Regions from separate parts of the Homo sapiens genome. Here region 2 is linked to region 1. Evidence: chromatin contacts called from ENCODE Hi-C or POLR2A ChIA-PET data. All regions are on one chromosome and are shown on one strand. The core of a region is the stretch at or near the end of the contact, and the rest is flanking DNA. Distances in the headings are between cores, read along the strand shown.

What was found. Hi-C counts contacts between places; a loop is a spot of excess contacts on that map. ChIA-PET counts read pairs that join two places held with the same protein, here RNA polymerase II (POLR2A). Pooled maps may share reads with other maps.
Region 2: a pooled map shows a loop between it and region 1 (3-fold over the local background). The contact joins two enhancer-like sites. A Hi-C loop is called at or near these places in 1 of 37 single-sample maps with no recorded cell type and 3 of 50 pooled maps. POLR2A ChIA-PET finds 5 or more read pairs at or near these places in 8 of 52 experiments (Panc1, T-cell, WTC11 and 4 more).

Annotation. Positions count from the first base shown.
Region 1 is chr6:157,909,630-157,914,989 of GRCh38, forward strand. SNX9 (sorting nexin 9) reads left to right here. Exons shown (of 18, transcript NM_016224.5): 8 at 36-161; 9 at 279-396. Among named protein-coding and RNA genes, the nearest start is that of SNX9-AS1, 19 kb to the left of the region's middle. Within about 2 kb of position 2,912, at least 4 of the 41 ENCODE cell types and tissues checked have a DNase peak (open chromatin) inside an H3K27ac peak, as active enhancers do.
Region 2 is chr6:157,838,155-157,843,514 of GRCh38, forward strand. The region is part of intron 1 of SNX9 (sorting nexin 9); the gene reads left to right. Among named protein-coding and RNA genes, the nearest start is that of SNX9, 18 kb to the left of the region's middle. RefSeq lists an enhancer at 3,456-3,605 and a silencer at 4,123-4,417. Within about 2 kb of position 2,822, at least 6 of the 41 ENCODE cell types and tissues checked have a DNase peak (open chromatin) inside an H3K27ac peak, as active enhancers do.

The DNA of each region.
Region 1 (5,360 bases), core at 1,662-4,161:
TAACAAAATTACTTCTTTCTGGAACATTGGCATAGGTTGGAGATTATGGCCCAATGTGGGTTTATCCTACCTCTACTTTTGACTGTGTGGTAGCAGATCCCAGGAAAGGCTCCAAAATGTATGGTCTAAAGAGCTACATCGAATATCAGCTAACACCTACTGTAAGTATCCACGTTATCAAAAGCAGAATCATGTTTGGATCACTGATTGCAGCTTGCTTTTTTCTTCATTTTCTAGAGTTGGCATTGGTAACCTTTTCTCTTTCCCTTATTTTGTAGAACACTAATCGATCTGTAAACCACAGGTATAAGCACTTTGACTGGTTATATGAGCGTCTCCTGGTTAAGTTTGGGTCAGCCATTCCAATCCCTTCTCTTCCAGACAAACAAGTCACAGGTGAGTGTGTGTAATGCTAAACCCAGGATGACAAATAGAAAGACTCCAGTCAGATTATCTTCCTGTAAGTCAGTGATGGCATTTTCCATCCTGTAGAGCAGCAGGATGCAGGAGTTGGAAACAGTAATTAAATACAGCTATGAAGAGAGAACCATTGCATGTTGTACATCTATCTGGAAGTTGCCTAAACGTCTCACAAGAACGTTTAATGTGCAAATCACAGGTTTTGGTATGTGTCTGGAATTCCAGCAGTCATTGTCTTCATTGCTGTACCTTTTCTACAAAAGAAATGTGTACATTTAAAATATGTGAAAAATGACACCTGAAAAAATAGAAATAATTCAAATAGCCTAAAATGGAAATAAAAATGTATGACCCACATGATGCAAACAGGTTATGCAGATGAGCTGCATTATTTCATTAGATGAGTGAGCACTGGACAGAGAAGCCACAGAACTACTAAGTGTTAATGAAGGAAGAAGCTGCCAGGTTTTCTACTTATTTTGATTATTACCCTCTCCCTTTTCTTGTTTTTTAAAAGTGCCATTTTCTATTTATTTTGATTATTACCCTCTCCCTTCTCTTGTTTTTTAAGTGCCACATTCCCTCCCCTCCCCCAGCCCCAAGAATCTTTTGGTAAGTAACCCATAGTGTTACTAGAGCACCTTGTAAGTATGCAGGGCACCTTGTAAGTATGCAGGTAGAAAGGGTTTGTTTTTGTGTCAGGGAATTGTTTTTGTTTTTAATCTCCAGCCTAGGGTAGACTCTGCTACTCTATGTAGTCACTGAGGGACTCAGCATGTGTGTGTTAAAATAAAGGTTGTGTGCCAGGTGCAGTGGCATCCCAGCACTTTGGGAGGCCGAGGCGGGCGGATCACGAGGTCAGGAGATCGAGACCATCCAGGCTAACACGGTGTAACCCTGTCTCTACTAAAAAATTAGCCCGGTGTGGTGGTGTGCACCTGTAGTCTCAGCTCCTAGGGAGGCTGAGGCAGGAGAATGGCATGAACCCGGGAGGCAGAGGTTGCGGTGAGCCGAGATTGCGCCACCGCACTCCAGCCCAGGCGACAGAGCGAGACTCTGTCTCAAATAAATAAATAAATAAATAAATAAATAAATGTTGTGAAGAAACAGACTTAAAGGTTAGACAGAGTTTTAGTATATTGCTAGAAAATGTTCACATACATGAACTAGTGAAAATAGAAAGGAGTGGATTGTGAGAGGAGGTCTTCAAAGGTCAGAGCCAGAGAGGCCTGTAAGAGATGTAAAAGAGACACTGAGATGCTCACCTGAACCTAGGGAGAAGAAACATGGAGGGCTGAAGGAAGGGTTCTTTCCCCAAAGGTCAGGGAAGACAAGAGGCGGTGGAATTCTCACTGCACTCGCAAGAGTCGAGAGAAACAGTTCAGGGAGGGCCTGCGACCCTTCACAGCCAGGTGGCAGTGCCAGATGGAAACATGTCAGCACTGCCGTGGAGTTTGTCCCACGTGTTCCTGGACACTTCCCGAGTGCCTCTCATCTGTCCTCACAGATAGGCATTTTCATCTTCACTTTATAGATGAGGAAACGGAAATCCACAGACATTAAACAGGTTCCCCTCTCTATTGCTGAAAAAGGAATTCGAATCTGATCCCATAGCTTACTCTGTTTCTGTTAAGATGTGGACTGACTAATCTTTCCCTAGAATTAGTATTCATACAATGAGTAAATTATTCTCCTTAAAACATTACTTTATATTTTACTTTGTTTTATGTTTATTTTTCCCTGAAGTGTTTTGTGGAGATGGAAACTTTTGTTTTAAAAGAAGTTTTGATTTTGATTTTTTTGGAACACATTTCAAAAATTTCAAATTGTCATAGCAAAATTGAAAATGGGGCTGCACTACTGGGTAGATAAACACATCTCCCCAGTCCCCTGGGTGACACTTGAGTGGTCCCTCGTGGTGCTGGGGCGGTGGAGTGACAGCCAGATGGCCGTGGGCTGCTGCTGCCTTCTGCCCAGAGGCACTGACCGAACCCCTGCTTCTAACCCAGTTCAGACACTCCCTGTACCTCAACCCGGTTCAGACACTCCCTGTACCTCCTTTTTGTCATCCTTATTGCTTTCAATCACAGTTTTCTCTTAAAAAATACAGATTTCTTTCCATGAAAACTTCAGTTCTGCCATATAAAATTATAGTCTATTTCCTTGAATTTTGTGCTCTCCTTTATCAACTTGGTTAGCACAGTGTGTGCTCCACAGTGTTTAAATCCATGGCTTAATGGCCTATTTCAGGCTTGTAAGAAATTCTCATATCTTTTAGATTTTAATACATTGTTTATTCTGAATCAGATAATTCAGTGCTCTTTTAAAGCTTCAGAGAGTCACGGTTCTCCTTCCATACTAAGATTTGTTTAAAAAAAAATAAGTTCGGCATGCAGCCAGGGAGGAGAAAGTCATAGAAAAGCAAGAAAGCAGCAGCCCCTCGGTGTGAAGAAAGTTGAGCTTTGATTCACTAACTGGGATATGAGCCAAGGAAGCCGAACAGCACAGAAGGGCTCTATTTCCCCCTCACTTGTGTGCCTCCTGCCTGGGATGCCCACAGATCATTATTATGTAAGAATTCCCCTCTCGCTCAACTACTGGAGAAAAGAAAAAGGAATGCTTAGTAGGTGATGCTATGACATTCCTGTGGACTCGATAATTCATGAAAAAATGTACAGTTAACATTTCTTTATTTGTTTAGAGATTTTTGTTTTTTATGGAAATAATATTGAATGAATATAGTTTTATTCCTGGTACCAAACTGACATATTCATATACTTAGTGAAAACCTTAGTAAGGTTCATGGAAAACAGGGAAATAAAAGTTCCTCTTTTTTTCTAATTATTTGCAACTTGGTCTGAAAATTCTACCAAGCATAAAATAACATCTGAAGTCATAAGCTTAGAGATAAACCAGCTATGTCAGAAAAATTTTCACAAGAATAATTTTTGAATAAAATAAGGATCACTAAATTTCAACCAATGATAGGATAATGAACTCTGGGTACAACTCACCTAGCCATAATGGGGAGTTCATCGTATCCCAGGTCCAGACTGGCTTTCCGGCCAGGAGGTGAATTGTCTTTTTTCCAAGGCACAAGGCTTTGTTTCTGCTTAATCTACTGCTAGTAAATGCAAAGTTTGCAATGCTTTAGTACAATGATGGTGTCTAGACTCATTGTTCTGTTCAAGTCCACTTTTTAGGTAATAAAAGTTTTTTGATATGTAGGTGCATAATACTATCTATCTATATTTTATTTATTTATTTATTTATTTATTTTTGGAGACGGTCTCACTCTGCCACCCAGCCTGGAGTGCAGTGGCACAATCATAGCTCACTGCAGCCTTGACCTCTTGGACTCAAGTGATCCTCCCACGTAGCTGGGATTATAGGTGCACGCCACCATTGCCTGGCTTATACTCATAATTTCTAAAGGAAAGTTCAGGTTTCATTTTTTAAATTTTATTTTTAAACTTAGGTACAGTAAATTCACTCTTTTTGGTGTACAGTTCTGAGTTTTGACAGCTACCACTGCAGTCCTGCAACCACCACTACATTTCATGATACAGAACAGCTCCGTCACCTCCCCAGGTTCCCTCGTGCTGCCCATCCCCCTGGTCCTAACCATGGCAACAGCTGATGTGTTCTTTGTGTTCATAATTCTGCGTTTTCTAGGATGTCATTATAAATGGAAGCATGCAGTGTATAGTCTTTCGAGTCTGACTGCTTTCATTTAGCATAACACATTTGCAATTCAATCATTTTGTTGTGTCAATAGTTTGTTCTTTTCGTGGCCAATAGTATTCCAGTGTTTAGATATACCATAGCTTGTTTATCCATTCACTCATTGAAAGACATTTGGGTTTCCAGCTTTTGGCAATTATGAATAAAGCTGCCGTAAACATTTGCATACAGGTTTTTGTATGAATGTAAGTTTTCATTCCTCTTGGGTAAATAAGAGTAAAATGACTGGGTCATTTGGCAAGTATATATTTAATGTTTAAGAAATTGCCCAACTGTTTTTCAAAGAAGCTATACCATTTTGGAATCCTCACCAGCAATATATGAGAGTATCAGTAGTAGTTCCACATCCCTACCTGCACTTGATAGTGTCAGTTTTTCCTCATTTTAACCAGTCCGATAGGTATGCAGTGGTATCTCAGCATGGTTTTGATTTGCATTTCCTGATGGCGAGTGGGGTTGAGCATCTCTTCATGTGCTTATTTCCCATCTGTAGATCTTTGGTGCTGAAGCTTCTGTTCAGCTCTTGTGCTCATTTTTTATCAGTCTGTTTTCTTATTGTTGAATCCTGAGATTTTTAAAATATATATATGTATTTTCTAGAAACAAGTTCTTTGTTAGATAAGTGATTTGCAAATAACTTGTCGCAGCTGTGGCTTGGCTTGTCATTTTCTTTTTCTTTTTTTTTTTTTTTTTTTTTTTGGAGACAGGGTCTCACTGTCGTCGCCCAGGCTGGAGTGCAGTGGCACCATCTCAGCTCACTACAACCTTGACCTCCCGGGCTCAAGCAGTCTTCCAGCCTCAGCCTCCTGAGTAGCTGGGACTACAGGCTCTCATCAACACTTCTTGTTAATTTTTTGTATTTTTGGTAGAGACAGGATTTCACCCTGTTGCCTAGGCTGGTCTCGAAGTCCTGAGCTCAAGCGGTCCACCCACTTCGGCCTCCCAAAGTGTTGGGATTAGAGGCATGAGCTACCACACTAGCCTTGTTACTTTCTTAACAGTGTCTTTTGCATAACAAAGGCTTTTAATTTTAATGAAGTTCACTATATCAGTTTTTTCTTTCATGGACTGTGCTTGAGGTGTCATGGCTAAGAGCAGTTCACAACATTTTCTTCTAAAGGTTTTAGGCTTTTCGTTTAGATCTTTGATGCATTTTGAGGTTATTTTTGTATAAGGTGTGCAGTGTGGTAGAAGTA
Region 2 (5,360 bases), core at 1,572-4,071, 72 kb before region 1:
GGCATGCATCACCATGCCTGGCTAATTTTTGTATTTTTTATAGAGATGGTGTTTTGCCATGTTGCCCAGGCTGGTCTTGAACTCCTGGGCTCAAGCAGTCTGCCCACCTCAGCCTCCCAAAGTGCTAGGGTTACAGGCATGAACCACTGTGCTCGACCAATAATTTTTTTTTTTTTTATTCAACAGTCTCTCTCTAGAATTTATACTGTAAGTGAAAATGCATGTATATTTTTCTATCCAGAGAATTTACAGTCTAATGGAGAACACAGACACTTAGATATCTTCCATTAGGTGTACGGTTGCTGTGGTAAAAGTATGTATACATAGTGTACAGTGAGATAGCTCAGTATTTGGAGTCAGAAATGAGACCCTCTGACCTGTTTCCCTCCATTTAGCCATTGGAAACTTAAGAGTAAAAATAAATGTATATCAATAAAGAGCCATAGTGTGAAAATTTTATGTAGAAGTGCTAAATATTCTGACATTATGTTACTCATGATGTAGAAGAGGATCATTTCTCTAGTTTAGGGAATGGTGTTAAATACTTGAAGGCATGTTTAGTTTGAGGTCTCATTTAAAGAGCTCCTATTTTAGTGACTGACCTTGCAGGACAGAAAGTACATTTTAGAGAAGTGTAAATGTCCACTTTCCCTGGTTGTACTCTAAAATTTTATCTGGCACTGGTTAAACTAAGCCACTCTTAGGAACCAGTGAACATTCGAGGCAAGTAGTCTGTGCCCAGGCTTGTTCTAAATCCTTTGTGGCCGAGGACATAGCGTCTTGGAATGGTTAAAATGGATCTGCTCCTTTTGATTTCCAGGTAAGCTGTTGTTTGATGTGTTTTGTTTACCTGGTTTGCAATACCCAGAGCTTATTCTAGAGAAGGGATTCCCAGCTGGTGAATTGTCAGGGGATCTTTAACTCTTTAAAATGTATATAGATTCGGTTAATAAAATACAGGTTTACTTAAAAACGCTGGACTTCATAGTACCTTTTTGGTGTTAGGTATCAATGAATTGTCCTTGTGTATAATTACTGTTATATGTGTGTGGGGATGTATATATGTAATGAATTAATGTTGAGGTCATTGGCATTCCTCTGTGATTCATTATAGCTGTTACATAAAAGCCTATTTCCCCTATTAGTGTTTTGTTTCTCTTGAATTTTATATTTAGAATAAAAGAGAAATTATGTCTTTTATTAGAGATGCAATGAATGAATAAAATTAGTTCTACCTGATTATGAAGCATATGTATTTTCATGTAATGGTGATATAGCATAGAGATTAGGAGCCTGGGTTCAAATCCCAGTCCAGTTATTAATACATTACTTTGAAAAGTTACTTACTGCTTCACTTTCCTTATCTGTAAAATACAAATAATTGAATGGATTCAGGTGTGAATTCCATTGCACAGTCCAAGTGGGGGAAAAATTATAATTTTGCTTTTCTGTAATAATTTACAACAAATTACATCCCCGTCCTGCTGGGGAAGCAGACCTATAATATTTTAGTTCCCAGGCCACCGCCTCTTGCCCAGGGTGAAGCATAATTTGAGGGTGGGGATGGTAACCTAGTGCCATGGCCTTGAAGGTGTGACCCCATCTTGCCCTCCAGTCTCCTCTTTAGGCCTTTCCTCCTGCCCCTCAGTTTAGTAACTCTCTCCACCACTTCCTTGCTGTGCTGCTTGAGGACATGGTAACCACCTTGCTGGTTGTGCGCAGTATTGGGGCGTGAATCTCTGCAAAGCTCAGACCTTTCTGTCTTAATGTGATACATAGCTGTTTGGATTCTCCTATCCTCTCCGGTTGTTTCATGGTTTCACTAGGGTTCTGAAAGCAGGTGAAAAAAAACAAGAAAGCCTCACTGGGAAGGTGACACTCAGGTAGAGATCTGAGGGAAGGTGGGGGTGTCTTTGGATCTCGGGAAAGAGCAGACCCTCAGGCTGGTGCTTGGGGTGTCTTTGGATCTCGGGAAAGAGCAGACCCTCAGGCTGGTGCTTGGGGTGTCTTTGGATCTCGGGAAAGAGCAGACCCTCAGGCTGGTGCTTGGGGTGTCTTTGGATCTCGGGAAAGAGCAGACCCTCAGGCTGGTGCTTGCACAGTGAGGCCAGAGCTGAGGGAGCTCAGGGAAGAGGGGCTGCTCCCCAGGCTGAGGAGGCCCAGGCGACCACGGGGGCTTTGACATTTATTTGGCAATAAAACCATTGGAGGGTTTTCACCACACCCAAAATGACTGACTTTTACAAAAAATACTTTCTTTCTTTCTTTTCTTTCTTTTCTTTCCTTTCTTTCCTTTCCTTCCTTCCTTCCTTCTCCCTTCTCTCTCTCTCTCTCTTTCTTTCTCTTTCTTTCTTCTTTCTTTTTTAAAGAGTTGAGCTTGCCTTTATTACCCAAAGCTAACTGCAGGAGTTAACAGTCAGTTTGCTTTGATACTGGATTTAAGCCTTATTTTATCCCTTCTTAAAACTTAATTGATTGTATCTTATTAAAGCCACACTAGGAAAATCCTGTGCTCCATTTAAGTCAATCAGTAAGAGAGCTTCAGAAGGATTGACACAGTATCCTTCTCTATATGAGGAATACCCCAGTCAAATCAGCTGGGAGAAAAAACTTTGTAAAGAAATTTTTAAAAACCTCTATTATTTTGCATTCGAGATTTTGTCTGATAGAAAATTTCAGATTATGTTTCCTGGATATACTGAAAGTGAATACAAACGGCTCATCAGACCATTTGGCTGTTACCGTTATGCTGTTCACTCGACTGGTGGCCACATAGACATAAGCAAAGTACTTGCAGACTGCTGGATTTCTGACTGATGAAACCATTTCTGATCAGCGACTCACTGCATTTCTCTTCCGATGAGGGTCACTGTTTGCAGGGTGTCTGGTATAAACTTCCTGAAGCCCCAGCAGTCTTGAGAGCAGCAGTAGAAGAAAGCAGCTGGAACCCTGAGAACTGGGGCAGAATGCTGTTATGGGCTAAGAAGAAATGGCATCATCTTGGCTTAGAATTTGGAGATTCAATGAATCTTTATTCTTTCATGGTTCCATTAAGTGATTATTTTTAATATGAATTAGATCACTGGAATTTCATATTAGTCATGCTGAAAAATTCCACATCTGTGTGTTTTAATTTAGGGTCTTCAAGATGAAGGGCATCCCCCAATGATTAGGAGAGGCACAAGATAGAAATACAGATTTTATTACCTACAGGCCCTGGGAGTACACAGCAATCCTGGAGGTCACACACAGGATGGTCAGGGAGCTTGAAGGTCAGGAATTGTGAAGGGAGAGAGAGAGATTGAGACCTACCTAGAGACCCATGGGCCTTCATGGGGTCCAAACAGGTTTCCCCCAGGGAGGTTTAATTGGTTCCAGGAGGTCACACTGTGACTGCACAGCCCATGTGGGGTGTGGGGATCGGGGCCAGTGAAGTAGGCTGTGTGTAGCTTTCCCATGGGGAGGTGGTTGCCAGGAGGAAGTTGTCTAAGGCAGGTATCTGTATTAGTCATGTTGAGGAACTGGGAGGAGGTGTAGAACTGCACCCTCTGCCATGTCCAGGGTGACAGAGCCCTGCTTCTGCTACGACAAGGTCCCACTTATCTTCAAAGTGCATGCTGAGGCAACATAAAATGATAAGAATTTACTACACTGTGACTTTTAAACTATCATCTCAATGGTTTGGCATGATTCAATATTTTCTATTTTAACTTTTTATTTATAAAAATTTTAAACATGGACAAAAGTAGAACAGCACAGTGACACTCCCCTGTGTACTCATCACCCACCTCCACAGTGATCCTGGCCCGTTTTGTTTCCTCTAGCCTCCCCTCCCCTATTTTCCCCTTTCCTCATTATTTTGAAGCAAATTCCAGACATCGTTTCATGATAAGTATTTTAATATATATCTCCAAAACTGTAGACTTAAATAACTGTAATTCCTGTTATACTTAAAAATTCAGAATACATTCTTAATATCTTCAAATATCCAGTCTGTTGGTAGGCAGTGTAAACATATTCATAAATTAAGTTTGCTGTATCTATTAAGTTGCTTGATAGTATTAAGGTGAGAACAGTGCCATCTCTTACTGGTTGACATTTGTATGAGTCTGCCCATGTTAATGTAAAACAGATTTGCCACAGGTAATGTGACCATACAGGTAACATAATCTAACAGTTAAAAAATATATGCATGTCTTGCTTTTATCTTGTTGACTCCAGTGCTCTTATCAAAATCCTCATGATGCAACTGCCCAATGGGTTCACCATCACCACTGCCTAGACAGAATCGATTTATCAAGACAGGGGGATTGCAATGGAGTAAGAGTAATTCACGTAGAGCTGGCTGTGCGGGAGACCTGAGTTTGTTAGTCAGTCTCCCCGAGCATTTGGGGATTGGAGTTTTTAAAGATAATTTGGTGTTTTTAAAGATAATTTGGTGGGTAGGGGCTTGGGAAGTGGGGAGTGCTGATTGGTCAGGTTGCAGATGGAATCTTAAGGGGTTGAAGTTAGGTTTTCTTAATGTCTTCTGTTCCTGGGTTGGATGGCAGAACTGGTTGGGCCAGGTTACTGGTCTGAGTCCATCAAGTGCAGGGTCTGCAAATATCTTAATCACTGATCTTAGGTTTTACAATAGTGATGTTATCCCCAGGAGCAATTTGGGGAGGTTCAGACTCTTGGAGCCAGAGGCTACATGACCCCGAAATTGTAATTTCTTGTAGTTATTTTGTTAGTCCTGCAAAGGCAGACTGGACCCCAGACAAGAAGGGGGTCTTTTCAGGAAAGGGCTGTTACCAATTTTGTTTCAGAGTCAAACCATGGATCAAATTCTTTCCCAAAGTTAGTTCTGGCCTGTGCTCAGGAATGAACAAGGACAGCTTAAAGGTTACAAGCAAGATAGAGTTGGTTAGGTCTGATTTCTTTCAGTGTCATAATTTCCTCAATTATAATTTTGCAAAGGTGGTTTCAAGGAGATGAAGCCTTCTAAGCCTTTCTGTACAGCTTAGGTGGTGCCAGCAATGGGAGGATGCTTAGGACAAGGGTTGAAGAATTGACGAAAATGAAAATTGAAAAAGAAATATAGCTGACCCTTGAACAATGTGGGGGTTAGGAGCACCGACCGCCTGCCCAGTTGAAAATTAAAGTATAACTTTCGACTCCCCCAAAACTTAACTACTAATAGCCTGCTGTTGACTGGAAGCCTTATAACGCAAACAGTTAACACATATTTTGTATGTTATATGTATTACATACGGTATTCTTACAGTAAATTAAGCTAAAGAAAATGTTATTGAGAAAATCATAAGGAAGAGAAAATATATTTACTACTAAGTGGAAGTAGAGCATTAGGCCTTCATCCT